Regions from separate parts of the Homo sapiens genome. Here region 1 is linked to region 2. Evidence: chromatin contacts called from ENCODE Hi-C or POLR2A ChIA-PET data. All regions are on one chromosome and are shown on one strand. The core of a region is the stretch at or near the end of the contact, and the rest is flanking DNA. Distances in the headings are between cores, read along the strand shown.

The links. Hi-C counts contacts between places; a loop is a spot of excess contacts on that map. ChIA-PET counts read pairs that join two places held with the same protein, here RNA polymerase II (POLR2A). Pooled maps may share reads with other maps.
Region 1: POLR2A ChIA-PET joins it to region 2 with 16 read pairs in A549. The contact joins two enhancer-like sites. A Hi-C loop is called at or near these places in 1 of 168 maps with a recorded cell type or tissue (mammary epithelial cell) and 1 of 50 pooled maps. POLR2A ChIA-PET finds 5 or more read pairs at or near these places in 2 of 52 experiments (A549 and PC-9).

The regions. Positions count from the first base shown.
Region 1 is chr9:120,531,289-120,534,268 of GRCh38, forward strand. All of the region lies in intron 7 of CDK5RAP2 (CDK5 regulatory subunit associated protein 2), which reads right to left. Among named protein-coding and RNA genes, the nearest start is that of CDK5RAP2, 47 kb to the right of the region's middle. Within about 2 kb of position 1,308, at least 11 of the 41 ENCODE cell types and tissues checked have a DNase peak (open chromatin) inside an H3K27ac peak, as active enhancers do.
Region 2 is chr9:120,442,374-120,445,213 of GRCh38, forward strand. It overlaps CDK5RAP2 (CDK5 regulatory subunit associated protein 2), which reads right to left. Exons shown (of 38, transcript NM_018249.6): 23 at 1,247-1,369. Among named protein-coding and RNA genes, the nearest start is that of CDK5RAP2, 140 kb to the right of the region's middle. Within about 2 kb of position 1,303, at least 3 of the 41 ENCODE cell types and tissues checked have a DNase peak (open chromatin) inside an H3K27ac peak, as active enhancers do.

The DNA of each region.
Region 1 (2,980 bases), core at 58-2,557, 89 kb after region 2:
GACAAACACCCATTCATCCTGCCAAAGCTAATTAAGCTCCCCTCCAGGAAGCTTTGCTACCTGCACCCCTAGTGCCCCACTCAGGAACAGCTGAACACATCCCTCTCTGGGCTGTGTTATCAAATAACACAATATAATTACCAAATTATCCCATATCAACTGCCCCTTGGCCATGGCAAGTAATTCCATCTCTCTGAGCCTGTGCCTCCTCAGCTACAAAATAGGGGTGACTTGTGATTGTGGACCAGAGACAAGCTATTTAAAACAATCTTGCACTGCTCCTGGAATATGGTGGAACTCAACAAATGACAGTTGTTATAATTATTACTTTTTTTTTTTAACATGTAACAATTAGCATTTTGTCAGAAGACCCTCAGAATAGCCTTTCTGCAGCTAAACCAAGAAAGCAACTTAGTTTGGGAGAAAGAAGAAAGATTTTGCAGTCAGACAGAGCTGCCCTAGTGAAGCACAGCTTCCTGGGATGAAGGTAAAGAGGGAGACAAAGGTAACTAAAGCACCTAGCAATGCACTAGGAGACAAGGTGCCAGGCAGCACCAGTGCAATGCCCCAGAAAACCTGGAAAGAGGTGTAAGATTGCCCTCTAGGGGCTCAACTTTGAAATCGTCACATAATCAATGGGAGAGGTAGTCACCGAACTATATACACTTAAAATTGAAGCACTGTGTTGTATGTAATTTATACACCAATAAAACTGAATTTTTTTTTTTTTTTAGTTACCTTAAAGCAAGTTCTACATAGAGAAAAGAAAAAGTAGGCAGGCCTGGTGGGGACTCCTGTGGCCAAGCTGGAGCACCAAGCCCATCTAAGGGGAGGGGTAGCCTCAATCCAGCAAGATGATACCCAGGGCTGCCAATCTCCTAGGTTTTAAACAGAAGGTGGAAATCCAGACTTCTGCATGAAATTCAATTTTTTACATACTGGCAACTAATTCACACTTTAAAAAATACTGTAAGCCAAACAGATCATATCTGTTGGCATATTTGATCTGCAGGACTTCCCAGTATTAACTGCCTTAAAGACACAGAGCAGCTCAAAGGCCAGATTGAAGACAATAAAGTAGCTAAAGCATGCACCTTTAAAAAGGGTGGTGGGAGCCCAGAAAGATATTGGCAGAGTCCATCCACGTGAGGGGTCCCTGGGCCCTAAAGATTCAATACCTTGCCCTGCCCAACAGTGAGTCAATCTGTGTCGCAGATCTGGATCCGTCTCACCAGGGCAAAACCAAGGACTCTGGCTCCAGTTTTCTGCTAACCATCTGACCTTGACTTAGCTTCCTAGGCAGGCCTGCCTTCAGGGAGGGAACACGCTGATCCTACACACCCAGGAAGGTTTCACCACAAAGAGGGCCACACCCTGAGCAAAAATCCAGAGCTGGCATCTGACTGCTGCACTGATCTCTGGGAGTGCGCCTGGGACACAGCTATCCCTGAGAGACAGCTGCATTCATAGGACTGACATGTTGGGTTTTGGTGCCTCTCCAGTCAGACCTATGGGAAATCCCAGGAAGATGCCGCCTTTAGCAAAGCTCTGATCCGACATCCATGGAGACTCTACCACCTAGAACACAGTAAGTACTTGATACACGTTAACCCTTCCCAAAGTCCCCCTTCCAAAAAAAGATGAGCAATTAAGCTTCTGTGGCACATGCTAACAGGACCACTCTCCTCTAGGATCACCTTAAAATGTGCCAGGCTCTGTACCTTTACGTGCTGTTCTCTCTGCTAGGCAAAGCGTCCTCACCCAACTCGCAGGACTCCTTGTCTGACAAGCCCTCCCCATTCCACGCCCAGGCAGAGCTGATCACACCTTGCTTTTGTCACAGCACGGAACCCTGGGCTCACCTCTATCACGGCATCAATCACGACATATATTTTTTTTAACATCTATCCCCTCCCACACTGAGAGCACCATAGAAGCAGGACAACGTTCAGCCCTGCATTCCCAGCACGCATTCCCAAGGCCACACTCAGTAGTTGGTTAAGGAATGAATCTATACTTCCTCTAATTCAAGCTTTAATTCATACACCCAACCACATCCTAGACTCTACTCACTGAAGCTCACAGGCCCTCAAACCCAACATGTGCCAACTGAAGGTATCATCTTCCCTCTCCCTCCACCCAAAAACATTTCCTCTTTTTCCTTTTCCCCCAACAAAATTCAATAAATTGCACCACCCCACAGCTGCTCATGTTCAAAACCTGGGCAAGGGCCAGGCACAGTGGCTCATGTCTGTAATCCCAGCACTTTGAGAGGCCGGCAAATCACCTGAGGTCAGGTGTTCAAGACCAGCCTGGCCAACATGGTGAAACGCTGTCTCCACTAAAAATACAAAAATTAGCCAGGCTTTTTTGGTGGCGGGCAACTGTAATCCCAGCTGCTCAGGAGGCTGAGGTAAGAGAATCACCTGAACCTGGGAAGCTGAGGTTGCAGTAAGCCAAGATCACGCCACTGCACTCTAGCCTGGAGGACAGAGTTAAGACTCCATCTAAAAAAAAAAAAAAAAAAAAAAAAAATGCCTGGGCAAGGGTGTGTCACTGTAGCTTTTCCCCTTATCCCCCAGATCCAGTCAGTCACCAAGCCCTTCAAGCCCATCACATCCACTCTACCTTCTAGCCTGTTCTCCTCCATTCCCAGCTCTGTCACCTCCACTTTGGTCACCATCAGCTCTTTCCTGGATTTCTGCATCAGCCTGAGAACCAGTCTTCTACCCAGCCCCAGTGTCAATCCATTCCCCAAGGGCAGGCAGAAAGACCTTTCTAAATTTAAATCTGATCTTGTCATTCCCTGAAGCCCCACCTTTAACTCTTCAGTGGCTTCTTGTATGCCTTTAGGATAAAACTCAAATTCTTCAATAAGGTCCATGTCACCTCCCCAGCTTCCCTCTCCTCACCTCTTCCCCACTCCTTTCCAGAACACAGCACTCAGGCCAGGCTATGCACCCTCCTGTACCTGCATCCT
Region 2 (2,840 bases), core at 53-2,552:
AAAATCCTTTATTCACATCCCAAGTATCTGTCAAGGGCCTTGTGAAAAAGAAACAGCAATGAAGATGTCACACGCAGCACCCAGCCTCAGCTGCGCAACAATTAAAAGGTGGAAGTTCAGGCAGATGCAATTCACATACAAAGTTCTGGAAGCACATTCAGAAAAATGAAAGACATTCAGTAATGAAGGGAAGTACTGACAGGGAAAGGGAAGCTGTCGATTAGTTAAGAAGTCTGTATTAATAACTATCAAGAAGAAATCAAAAGATGTCCCCAAGACCATTTATGAATATTTGCATTATAAGAAATACTATAGTTCTACAACTTTCCACAATTCAGCTAAGGGGGACTTTATTGCCTGGTAGAGTAGCTTTCTCCTCAAAGCCCAGAACACGCAGAAGCATGTGACCATGTGTTCACTGCAGTGACTCTGGACCTTGCAAAAGTATACAACAGTGTATATACCACAACTCAGTATTTTTCCAGAGACTGGTGTCCCCATGGCCATCCCATGACAAATTTAGGATTCTTGAGGACAATTATTTCTAACAGAGTGAATTAGATCTGGATTAATAGTGATTTTTTTTAATGAAGGGGGAAAAATATCTAACATAAAAAGAATGTAGGCATTTGTTCATTCTGGTTGAATGAGAACATGAGTATTTGTTATATTATCTTTTGTGCTTATGTATGCTTCTAATACTTCATAATTTTAAAAAGAAAGGAATACAACTTGCCTCTGCCCTCACCCGTATCTCTGCACCTTTTCCACTGATCTGCCTGGCAAACCCCACAAACCCAGTCTCAGCCTCAGGCTCTCTTCTGACCCACTCCTCCTGGGCACACGGACCAACACCAAGCACACCTCAGCAACAGGCAGCCCCGCGCTGAATACTAACAGGCTGTTGGGATGATTGTCTCCTCCGAGCTGTGGGGTCCCTAAGAGCAGGCTGTGTCTTTTCATGTTGAACCACCAGAACCCAGCCCACTGCCTGGTAGAGAAGCATGCTGACACATGGACGGGTGGGTTCTGACATCCTACTGTACCTTGACTCTTCTCCTACTTACCAGCTGGGTGACCCTGGGTCAATTATTTCTTAAAACCTCAGCTTCCCATGTGTTAGACTGGAATGATAATAATGCCCTGAGAGGGCTGCTATGGGCTTAGTAATAATTTTTAGATAAAACATCCAAATGGTGCCTGGCACATGGAAGCTGTTCAATACACACAGGGGCTGAATTCTGACCAATCTCGTAGCTTCTTTGCTGATCACTGTCCATTTCCTTGTCTCTCCAGACAGAAGATGTGGTTTTAATTCCTTTCTGCTCTCCTGGGCTGTCCTGGTAGGCTGCTCCCACAGGGGGCTGAGCTACAGGCAATCACAAAGAGAAAGAAAAATAAATAAAACCGTAAGACCTGAAACTTAGCCAAGCAACTGAGAAGAACACAAAGATACAACAGGGAAAATAAAAACACTGGGGAGGCAAAATGCAATTTATAAGATAAAATTAATCTATCGAGCTGCCATAACAGGACATAAAAAGCATAAATATACTGCAGCTTGTCTGAAATGGTTTAAGTCCAGGCTCTCAAAAAGCTGAGTGAGAAAATGAATTCTATCAATTCGTGCCCATTTTTCCCAAGAAGAGAGAGGCCCTAGGGTCTCCTGGGCAACTGTTTGAGGTAGCACCTGGAGTTGAGGCACTCTGGTGTCTCAGCAAAAAATAAAAACAGTATTGAGTGCAAATGGCAAGCTAGGAGCCAGCATGGTGGCTCATGCCTATAATCCCAGCACTTCGGGAGGCCGAGGCAGGGGGGCCACTTGAGGCCAGGAGTTCAAGACCAGCCTGGGCAATATAGCAAGACCCCCATCTCTACAAAATATAAAAAATTTAAATTTGAATTTTAAAAAATGGCAAGCTATGGGCAAAGTGCCAGGGCCTCTGTTGAGCTGAGTTACCTTTGCCATAAAATCTTTCCTCCATGAAGGTCCCCACAACCCTGTATTGATTTAGTTAACTGCCACCTCCCCAAGCCCACACCAGATGGGGAGTTCTCAGAAGGCAGAGACTGCATCTGATTTATTTCTCTCCTACCCCCAGTGCATGAGGCTGGAAACATAGCAGGTGCTCAGGGAATGTTCACTGAATGAATGAAAAGATGTCTGGATGATGGTTGAATGGATTAGAAGAAGGTAGATAAGGAGGTGGTAAGGGAAGAGCAATTCTGCCAAAGGTCTTCTTATCTGGAAACCTCAACTATGGTAAACCCAAAAGAAAACTTAAAATTAAATGGAACATACCTTTGGCTATGGATCTTCATAAAATCCATACAAGAAGTATCACATACTAGGCTTTGTGAAACAGTAAAGAACATGGACTTTGAAATTAGGCAGGCTGATTCCCACCTAGCTAGAAAAGTTAGTCACAGTGTGACTGTAGCCAAGTCACTTTATCTCTGAAACTGCTGCCTTAACTATAAGATGGTAGTAATTTCTGTATCTGCCTCAAAGGACTGTTGAGAGAACCCAATTAGATCATGTACTTAGAGTGTATAGCAAGACTCAGTAAATAATAGGTGCTTGTTTTATTAATACCACAGTATGTCCAAGACTCCAGAGTCATCTCCAATCCCTGACCCACTCTGGAAATCCTCTAATCTGATGCAACCTCCTGCCCTGGTACTCATTTCCTTCGTTGGCAAGTCCCAAAGAGCATCAATATCCTCTCTGAACATTCATCTCTCCCCATCACTCTAAGTGAACTTGGGATGACCCCAAGGACACTGCTTCTCCCGCAGCCTTCAAAGTTGTGGTCATTTCTTTCCCATAGCTCTCATAT